Linked DNA regions of Homo sapiens: region 1 is linked to region 2. A link is a loop called in an ENCODE intact Hi-C map of the cell type or tissue named here. Cell type or tissue: PC-3. All regions are shown on one strand.

The links. A loop is a pair of places that touch in the nucleus more often than their neighbours do. Peaks named below come from ENCODE experiments on the same cell type or tissue, not always from the same donor. Only the 100,000 strongest peaks of a DNase experiment are listed, where the experiment ranks them.
Region 1: it touches region 2 in a loop (2.6-fold over the local background); 1 of 110 quality-filtered maps calls a loop at or near these places.

The regions. Positions count from the first base shown.
Region 1 is chr2:140,176,442-140,181,441 of GRCh38, reverse strand. LOC107985822 (a long non-coding RNA gene) reads right to left here and starts at 2,986. Exons shown (of 3, transcript XR_001739215.1): 1 at 2,650-2,986; 2 at 2,221-2,265; 3 at 322-1,759. In PC-3, no CTCF peak of the experiment used is centred here; a DNase peak (open chromatin) is centred at 3,021; H3K4me3 peaks cover 402 bases; H3K27ac peaks cover 502 bases.
Region 2 is chr2:140,648,649-140,653,648 of GRCh38, reverse strand. The region is part of intron 41 of LRP1B (LDL receptor related protein 1B); the gene reads left to right. Among named protein-coding and RNA genes, the nearest start is that of MIR7157, 64 kb to the right of the region's middle. In PC-3, no CTCF peak of the experiment used is centred here; a DNase peak (open chromatin) is centred at 2,648; H3K27ac peaks cover 1,479 bases.

The DNA.
Region 1 (5,000 bases), 470 kb after region 2:
ATTTGTTCATTCATTTTCTTCCAAATATATTTTATGACCTCCTCCCGTGAGTCAAGCAGCTTTCCAGGCATTGGGAAGAAAATGGTGAGCAAGAAATTGTTTCTTGTTTTCATGGAGTTTAATGTCATATGAGTGAAACAAACATAAAATGAAGAAACACACTGAGATTTTGACGCTAAAGTAAAGCAATATGGTCCTTAGAAAACAAATAACCAAGGAATATGATCAAGTTTAAGGAGACTAGGAAACATTTTGACATAAAGTGATTACTGAGTCAAGAGCCAGAAAATGCTAAGAGTTAACTGGGCTGAGATTGGAATCATAGAAGAAAACCAAAGTGAGAGAAAAGAAGTAAGAACATAGGGGCATTTGAACCCCATGGAAGAGAGTAAAGGCAAGTAGAATATTGGTATGTTAGAGGAGGGTGGAGAGAGGCATTGGCTTGAGAGTAATGCTTACAACAGCTAACCTTTTTTGGTTTATTGAGCACTCATTATGTGTCAGATATTGTGCTAAATGTTTCTACATTTTATTTTTATTTAATAATGACAAAATCTACGAGGAAGTATAATTACTTTTTCCATTTTGTGTATAGTGCAACCATATCTATGAAATGTTAGGAAATGGGCTTATAGTCTCAGCTACTAAATGGCACTGCCCAAATTAGAAACTGTAAACCATGTCTCTAGAATCAATAGTCCAGGGCTGGGAGGTCAGAGAAGGCTGAGCTCATTCAGCTGTGGGCTCCAAGAACTGACTGTTGCTTGAATAAAATTTCATGTATTTACATTTGAGAGGAGCTTTCCCACCTGAAACTGTGTCCTACTTCCTATGAAAGGTGAAACTGGAAGGATAAAATATAAGGAATCGATGACATATTAGTTGAGAGTATAATCTCATTCTCCATCTTCTTACCAAAGAGAGATTCCTGGCCATCAGGAAAAAAAGACATATAGTATTTTAATGCATGCTATAATATTTCTTTGGCAACTCTAGATTCTGTGGATTTCAAGGATACCAGCAGAGACATTGCTGGCATCCTGCTCTCTAGCCTTTTTCCCCATGACAATTCACTTCCTTCCCTGAAACAGTCAATTCCACTCAGCTAACACAGTAACTGAGGCAGGCCTCTAAGAGGCTGTGAGAGGACAAAGGAGTGGGATGTGACTGGTGGCTTCAGATGTCACCCCTTGTTATGATGGTCCGCTGTGAGCCCTGTGGCTGGATAACACAGCCCAGCTTTCGTGCCCTTACATTGTAGGAAATCGATATGGAGACACCCTAAATGTGTCCTGAAGAGAATAAGATATATGTGTGTGTGTGTGTGTGTGTGTGTGTGTGTTCTGTGTCCCAACACAGCAAATAAATTCAATGCACCAGATTCTCCAGATAAGTGACACAATTCACTACAAGGGTGGTTGCTAAAATGTTCTGCCTCTCTCCTTAGAAATCCACAACAGAATGAGGAGAAAGGAAGCCTTAAGTGTGGCTTCTAAAATATCCAAGGGTGATTTGACCGCCTACTTTGATAATTGCTGTTACTGGCCCAGGTCTCAGCTCTTACAAACGATGCCCCAGTAATGAGATACTTACCAGACAGAAGTACCTTGGGGACTCTGAGGTGAGCCGTTGGCATTCATGGTTCTCTTCATTGTGTATGGTCCTTTCTTTTCATGGAGGCTCCATTTCCTCAGACACTACCAGGCATTTCTCTTATTGATCTCCCCTTTTCTCGCCATGCAGTTTCTTCACTGAAGCACTAGTTAACATTAAACACTTGCATTTTTACATCAGCATTTCATTTAAAAATAATTATATGAGGAAATGATCAATGTTATACAACCTCAGTCATTTTGCAATGAATGAGAAAATACTTATGGCTTTTAACGATTAGAGAAATAATTTATGTGATTAAAATCATTTTCCAATATTCTTTTGGTTAAAATATTTAAGTATGTGCTTTTTCAGCTTGGATAAATAAATGAAGTCAGGTAAAATGCAAATCAAAGACTGAATGAAAATAAATAATTACTGTGCAGCATTTTTTTGGGGGGAATGGGGGCACACTTTCTCTTTTCATTTGCTAGAAGAAGAGAAAGATTTGTTGCTATGAAGATTATGTGATTTCAAATTCTACACCAGACAGGGATTACTCCAAGTTTAGCAGAACACGTTTTTGCACTGAGTACTCAAAACCTATGAATAGGAGCACATTTCTACCTGAGATTCATTGCAAGTCAGTTTCACTGCGTGGAGAGCACATGCCTGGAAAAGAAAAAGCCTGTTTACTGACAAATTACATTATTAAATATTCTAAAACAAAAACAGAAAAGTAAAAAGCCAAAAACAAAAACAATTACAATGCACGCTTCTGAGGACCGGTGTTACAAGATTTGACATATAGCAGTAGGTTTTTTGTTGTTGTTGTTATTTTTAAAATGATTTCCAGATTTTTTTTTATTTTACTTATGAGCCCAAAGTCTGGATTAAAAGTTAAACCAGTTTTGCATGTATGTGTTATAGTTAGTAAAGTTAAAATAAATGACACATTTTAACACTTTCTTACATAAACAGACAGAAAGTTAGCAAAACTTTAACTAGTGTGATGATGAACTGTAATTTCTAGTGGAGGTTTAGGGCTACACTTACCATCAACCAAATTGGGAAATGGTCATGATCCCTGGCATTGCACCAAACAAACAAGACAGACATGCTAATTTGAAAAACGATGCCTTGCTGCTGTCTTGTCCTGGTTTGTAGTTATAATTTTAGTCTTGGTCTAGCCACTGTGGACCCCCATGCAGCCTTCAACTTCCAAGAAAAGAGGCAGTTGTTGCTTTTCTTCCCAAACCTCAGTAATTTCCGTGCTGGCTTTATTCCACCTCTTTGATAGTCAGGGTGTTCCAGGGTTTTCACAGTCCTCGAAACTCATTTCAGAAAGCCCCTTCAGGAGATACCCTGGCAGGAAGTCTGGACTATGCATCAAAATATTGCCATAAAACTCAAGTTTTATTGCTATTGTTCCTATAATAGGAAACTCTTATATGTTTATCCTGTATGCTATCATGCTGGAAATGTTTAAAGTATGTTTGGCAGAATCATGCCAACAGCTTTTAATGGCATGCTCAAAATAAGTGTTGGCCCGGCATCAAATCTCTCCAGCCCTACTTCTGTCCACCCAGATACCTCTAACAAATGGTCTGAATTCACTACAGAAGATTGAGAGAGAAAACAAACACAAAATAAATAAATAGTACCCAGGAGGATTTTCACTTTGTTTTCTGTTAGTGAGATTTTGATTTTATTTTGGTTTTGTAGAATCCAACAAATAGGGTTCTGGGTTATTTGTTCATAAGAAGAGGAGTGTATTCAGTCACGTACAACGTGCTCCTCTCCGTCTTTTCCTGAGCTTTCCCTTTCACGATGGATTCTAAGGGGTGATGTTAACTGTGGATATTTCTCTTGGTTCTTTAATCCAGATGTTTGATACTTTTGCCGGTCTTGATTCTTAAGTTTTGTGTTATGCATGTAATATTTAGTTCTTAGCATTTTTCTGTTGTGAAGAGTAAGTGGATCCATGAATTTGCAGTGCCTAAAACAGTTCACACACTGAGTCTTGGATAAGTATTAGATTTTTATCTTTAGTACCAATAATCTTTATTATAGATTCACTACTCCTTCATTTGTGCTCATTTTCTTAAATGGCCCTCACCTTAAACTCTTTAAACTTTAGTGCATACCCAGGCCTGTTGTGAAGATTCTCTAATTATGTATTAGCAGATGAGAATAATTTGTGTGTTCATTACTAGAGGTATTAGTATTGAAAAACATTCCATGTCAGGACTGCTTAAGTCTTAATATTATAGATTCATCCACTCCATCTATTCTAAAGACTGGTCTTGTTTCATGCATAAAAGGATTTGACTGCTTGGACCAGTAAATTCAGTTACAGTATATAGACAAACTTATAAAGTTTTCTGGTTAGAATTTATGGGTTGTTTTACTCTGTTGAGCAGTCATGATTTTAAAAGACACAAGATCACAACTCTCAAGGTTGAATAATCACTGGTGGTGCCCTGATGAGCCAAAATGTCACAATCAGGCTAAATAGCATATGCGCTTGACCCAGCTGTCAGATGTTATTAATAGGCTGACTTAAAAAATGAAAGCAGTAGGGGTGTCATCGACATTTTGAGGCCCATATGCCCATATGCCTAATGCAGTAAAACACCTGCCATGGCTAGTTTCTGGTTCCAAGCGAAGTAAATCAGCCTACACTTCCCTCAACAGTTAAAAATACATCAACACCTACTCAGAATTTTACCTGTGCCATAACCCTCAGGCTATCACCTCTTCCCCTCCAAACTGCTTGTGATCCAAGGTAAAACAACTGTTTCAATTCTTCACACCTCTGGAGCAAACTTTCTAGTGTGTATTCCCTTGCTGTATGTGTGTGCGTGCGTGTGTGTGTGTGTGTGTGTGTGTGTGTGTGTGTGTGGAGAATGAAAGAGAACGAGAACTAGACTCTTCATATTTTGTTATCTACAGAGTTTATGAAGTTGAGGTAGAAAGTCTGTGCACTTACTACATAGACACCAATAAGGATTTGGAAGATCCTATTTAAAAATGTTAAATTGTGTTAACAATGAGATATATCAGAAAGTAACTCAAAACTTATAAACTGTTGTTTGTTGACCCTTAGGACTTCTATATAGAGAATAATGGGAGTTGATATTTTTCTTATGACAGGATAAAATATACCTCTTCCAGAAGAGTCTGAAAGTTCACCTTTATTCAGATTCTTTGGGTGATAGTCTAAAGTCATTTTGGCCAGGCACAGTGGCTCACGCCTGTAATTCCAGCATTTTGGGAAGCCGAGGCGGGCGGATCACGAGGTCAGGAGATTGAGACCACCCTGGCTAACACGGTGAAAACCTGTCTCTACTAAAAAAAAAAAAAAAATACAAAAAAATTAGCTAGGCGTGGTGGCATGTGCCCTG
Region 2 (5,000 bases):
AATATGGTCACATATATTATCTTAGGCTTTTAAATATGAAAAAACTTGTTTTCTTACATAGCTTGCAGACTTTACAGCCCAATACCTATTTTCTACCATATCACCATATTTAATTCCATAGTCATTCTTTACGTTGTTATTATCATATAAATTTTAATGATTGTTAAACCATCTAGTATATGATGCCTATTTTTCCTTTTTCATACAACTTTCTAGTCTCCACGGATTCAACAATTATCTCTTTTTTTCTCCTTTGCTTATAGTACTTATCACTACTGCACCAATATATTCCCTTAAGAGATATGTATATCTCCTCTCAGTCCTTATCCTGAAATATTCAAGGGAGTAAACTTTTGCTACTTGTTATTCCTGAAAAGTATCTATTTCCTATCTTTTTATCTTATTGTTGTATAGTCCGGGAGGTTTCCTCAAATTTGTCTTCCATCATTCTATTGATTTTGAACTTTCTGCCACTATATTTTAATTTCTTAGGACTCTTTTGAGGATATTCCATATAGCATCCTATGTTTGTTTTATAATGTTAAATGTTTCCTACATCCTTTCTATTGTCTTGATGATGCTTATTAACATTTCATTCTTTTGGTCTGGGTCTTTCCTGTTGGAGATATTCCTCAAACGTATGGTGCTACTTAGCTTTCTTAGATTTTGTAAATATCTAGGGATTTAAATTAAGATTTTTTGTATTTATTTTAAAGTAATTTTAAGAATAGCTTTTGACACTTACATCAAGCTTTGTATTACTATTTTCAACAATTTTTTTAAGTAACATTTTTAACTGGTTTCAGTAATCTCACAAAGTAATCTACAACTATTTTTTTCCATTATCAAGATACACTGATGGATTCATTTTTAGTTGGATTGGCATGTTTTCAACTAAATATGGTACTGGAACAATTTATTTTTGCTCCTGTTTAAGTGACAATATTGTTAACTTTCTTTTGTACATGAAAGGAAACTTTCATGATTCTAAATTTTTTCTTTTCTAATCTTTGTCGCTCAAAACTCAGAAATTTATAACACAAATTTCTTGTAAAACTTGGTCCTATAGAGGGGTGTGAAGTCAGTGTGATTCTTTTCTTTGTATACAGCTTTAGTTTCCTGTCTTGAGCTCAAATGAGTATAGTTATTAAATATTAAAAATATCCAGAATATGTCTAAAAATGGGTATTCTCCCTAATTTTTCTGATAATATGCTTTTTTAAAAAACTTTTCTTGTGCAATATTTTCATTAGTTAGGTAGAGTCAAAAATTATATCTTTGATAACTTCCTTTATTCTAGTGTATTTAGTCATTTTATAATTCAGTAAGCTTCTTCCATATTGTATTTTCACTTAAATATTTATCTCTGTGAATTTATCTAGATGTCTCAAATTTGTCTTTCCCATCAAGAATTCAATATTTGAAAATGACAACTGTTTTTTTTCACTGTATCAATTATAGATTTTAATTTTGTACTTGCATTATTGGATTTCCTATAATATTTCCTTATCTCCAACATCTCCCTTTTAATCTTAAATGTTGCTTTTTTAAAAACATTTTTCCTTTTGACTTTCTGCTACTTTTTTTTATAAAATCTCTTAAACTTACATTTTTTTTGTTCTATGAACTTTAAATATCAGGCAATTTTCTAATATATTCTCTTGTGCTTACCCATATTCAAGAAACATATTGTTTTCCTAAGCCTTTAGAATGAAGTTCATTTTCCCTTTTTCTGAAGGTAATATGTTAGAACCATGTTATCTATTTTCCAGTGTTATTTCTACCCTGGAAGGCAAACCTGTTTGACAATAATCAAAGTATATCATTTGCTGTTCATTCCACTCGAAATGGCTTCCTCCAATCTTCAGCTCAGAAGTGGTGTGATGTATATGTCTCCTAATCTAATACTCAGTGTTCATGACTCCCTCATCTACTGCAACTATTCTAGGTCATGTGGTATTTTCTCCTAAAATCTGGTTCGATGACATTTTAGTTTTGTGAAATATACACTGAACTACAATTCTCTCTTTGCTTTCTTCCCTCTACCTATTTACTTTTTGGGTAACTGCATCTCCCTACATAAGATGAACTTCTGCCCATTCTTTTTTTTTTTTTTTTTTTTAATTTTTGTATGTGTTTTTTTTTAATTATACTTTAAGTTTTAGGGTACATGTGCACAATGTGCAGGTTAGTTACATATGTATACATGTGCCATGCTGGTGCGCTGCACCCACTAACTCGTTATCTAGCATTAGGTATATCTCCCGATGCTATCCCTCCCCCCTCCCCCCACCCCACAACAGTCCCCAGAGTGTGATATTCCCCTCCCTGTGTCCATGTGATCTCATTGTTCAATTCCCACCTATGAGTGAGAATATGCGGTGTTTGGTTTTTTGTTCTTGCGATAGTTTACTGAGAATGATGATTTCCAATTTCATCCATGTCCCTACAAAGGACATGAACTTCTCTGCCCGTTCTTATCTCCCAAACTTACTGCCAGATGGTTCTGGTGTTTCCTGGAATGTTTGAAGAAAAAGAACTGTTAAAGGCCATTCGGAAGAAAAGAGAATTAAGGTGCTCTTTTCAGAGTGATACTTGTACATGTACTTAAGGATGACTAACTGATGACTAGCTGTTAATATGGATTTACTATTTGGAAACTAGCTAAGAGACATGGGGTTAAGAAAACAATACATGCCATCTTTCACTTTAACATGTTTATTCTATTAGAGTTGCCCTGGCTAAAGAGGCTCACTGCTTGTTGTGTTTTTTAGTCTAGATCTATTAACCTTGTAATTACTTTCGAGGGGAAATCTCTCTCACTATTGGGAGCAAGTTTTCCAATATTACTAGAATTTAGTGGTGGCAAGAATTTTCACTTTGTACTTCCCCTGAGATTTTTAAGTTGTTTCAGTGGGAGACACTTCACTAGGGATTTTCATCAGCTCCCATTTAAATAAAGTTCCTCAGCAGGCCAATCTTTAAAATGATTTAACTGTCGGCCGGGCATGGTGGCTCACACCTGTAATCCCAGCACTTTGGGAGGCCAAGGCAGGCAGATCACCTGAGTTCAGGAGTTTGAGACCAACCTGGCCAACATGGTGAAACACCGTCTCTTCTAAAAATATAAAAATTAGCTGGCCATGGTGGCAGGCACCTGTAATCCCAGGTACTTGGGAGGCTGAGACAGGAGAATCGCTTGAACCCAGAAAGCGGAGGTTGCAGTGAGCCGAGATTGTGCCACTGCACTCCAGCCTAGGCAACAGAGTGAGACTCCTTCTCAAAAATAAATAAATAAATAAATAAATAAATAAATAAATAAATAAATAAATAAATAAAAATAAAAATAAAGTGATTTAACTAACTTTCTATCGGAGCCAGCTGAATTGCCTTCCTCTCTTTTAAATTTTCTGATTAACCTCTGCCTTTTTTTTATATTAGAAAAAGTAAAACATTCAAATAAGTATCTAGAAATTAAATTTTTTTAAAAAACCTTTGTTTGCCAATACATTATTTTGGGAAAACTTTATATTTGCACTAAGAAAAATTGTCTCTTTCGTGTAGCTTACTTTTAGAATATATATTTCTTTATGATCAGAAGTTGAATATAAAAGTAAATATTTCTCAAAATAGAGAAAATTTAAACTTTGTTTACAAGTGCTTCAGTTATATTAGCTTCATTAAAGTTGATAGAGTAAATTGAATGACATGTTTCAAGGATTTATATTTTTACCACAAAAATATAGTATGGATACATTAGCACAAATATACCTAATATTTATTGCCAAACTATAACCATCCAGGTGTATTATACTGTCTTCTTAAGGAGTCAAAAAATGTAAAACTGGTTGAGAGATAAATACATATAGCTTTTGCTATTGTCTTTATTGGTGAGTCCTAATTCTTATAGTTTGGTAGATTCACGGGATCTGGTGAGGAGGAACCAATGTGATTCTGATACTACAGGCAAGCATCCAAACTATGTGGTTTAAAGCTAAGTGTTATGGCATTATCATATAACAAAGAGGAAAATCAAAGAAGCAAACTTTAGCAGTGGATACTTGTCTTTTATCAAAGCTCTAAAGCAATTGTCCTGAGCTGTTGAGAGAAAAGAAACTATGATTTCCTAGATCTTTCAACTACAGAATCAGCCCCAATTCTTCCATTCAGTAGCATGTAGTCTGGGGACAATTTGGAGAGAATATGGGATTGAATGAACACTTCAACTTTTTTTTTCCCCTTGAAAGTGCTATTTGTAGGATATGATTGCCACTATCCAGATAAAGCATAATAGTGCTAGGGATGAAGAACAGAGAGAAGTCTGTATTTCAGAGCTTTAGAGAATGAAATGGACAGAAATTGATGGCCATTTGACTGTAGTAAGTGGAGGAAGGGGATATTTTATGTAACTCTTATTTCCACCTTGAATTAGGTAGGAAATCACTACCAGGATAGAGAATGCCAGAAGACAAACAGTATTGTGAATGTTATCTCATATGTAGTGTTGGCTGGATTGAATTTTATGTACCTAGAAAACACCTGTACTAAAGATATTTAAAAGATACTTTTAAATATTGGCCTGAATTACAAAGGGTTGAGGAGGTCAAAGTCTAGAGATATAACCTGATCAGTTCTACCCCCAAAATATATTTTGGGTTAGTTTGTTTCTCTCCCACCCCACTACCAGGATGCTTCTTTGGCCATTAATCATAATCTACATTCTCCAGCTCCTATCTCTAACTCTATAAATTGTGTTTCATACAACAGTCAGAGTGATATTGTGTGAGGGGTTATGCCACTTTTCTGCTTAAAGGCTCCACATTACAATTAAATTTAAAGTTATATGTCGTATTCTGTCTCTAAGGACCTTGCATCATCTGGCTCCTGGGATCTCACACCATTCCTGTGCAGTTCTTGAGACTTGAAGCCCACTGGCTTTCTTTCCATTCTTCAAGCTATCTTACTTCAGACTGTGGCATGTTTCATTTCCTGTACCTGGA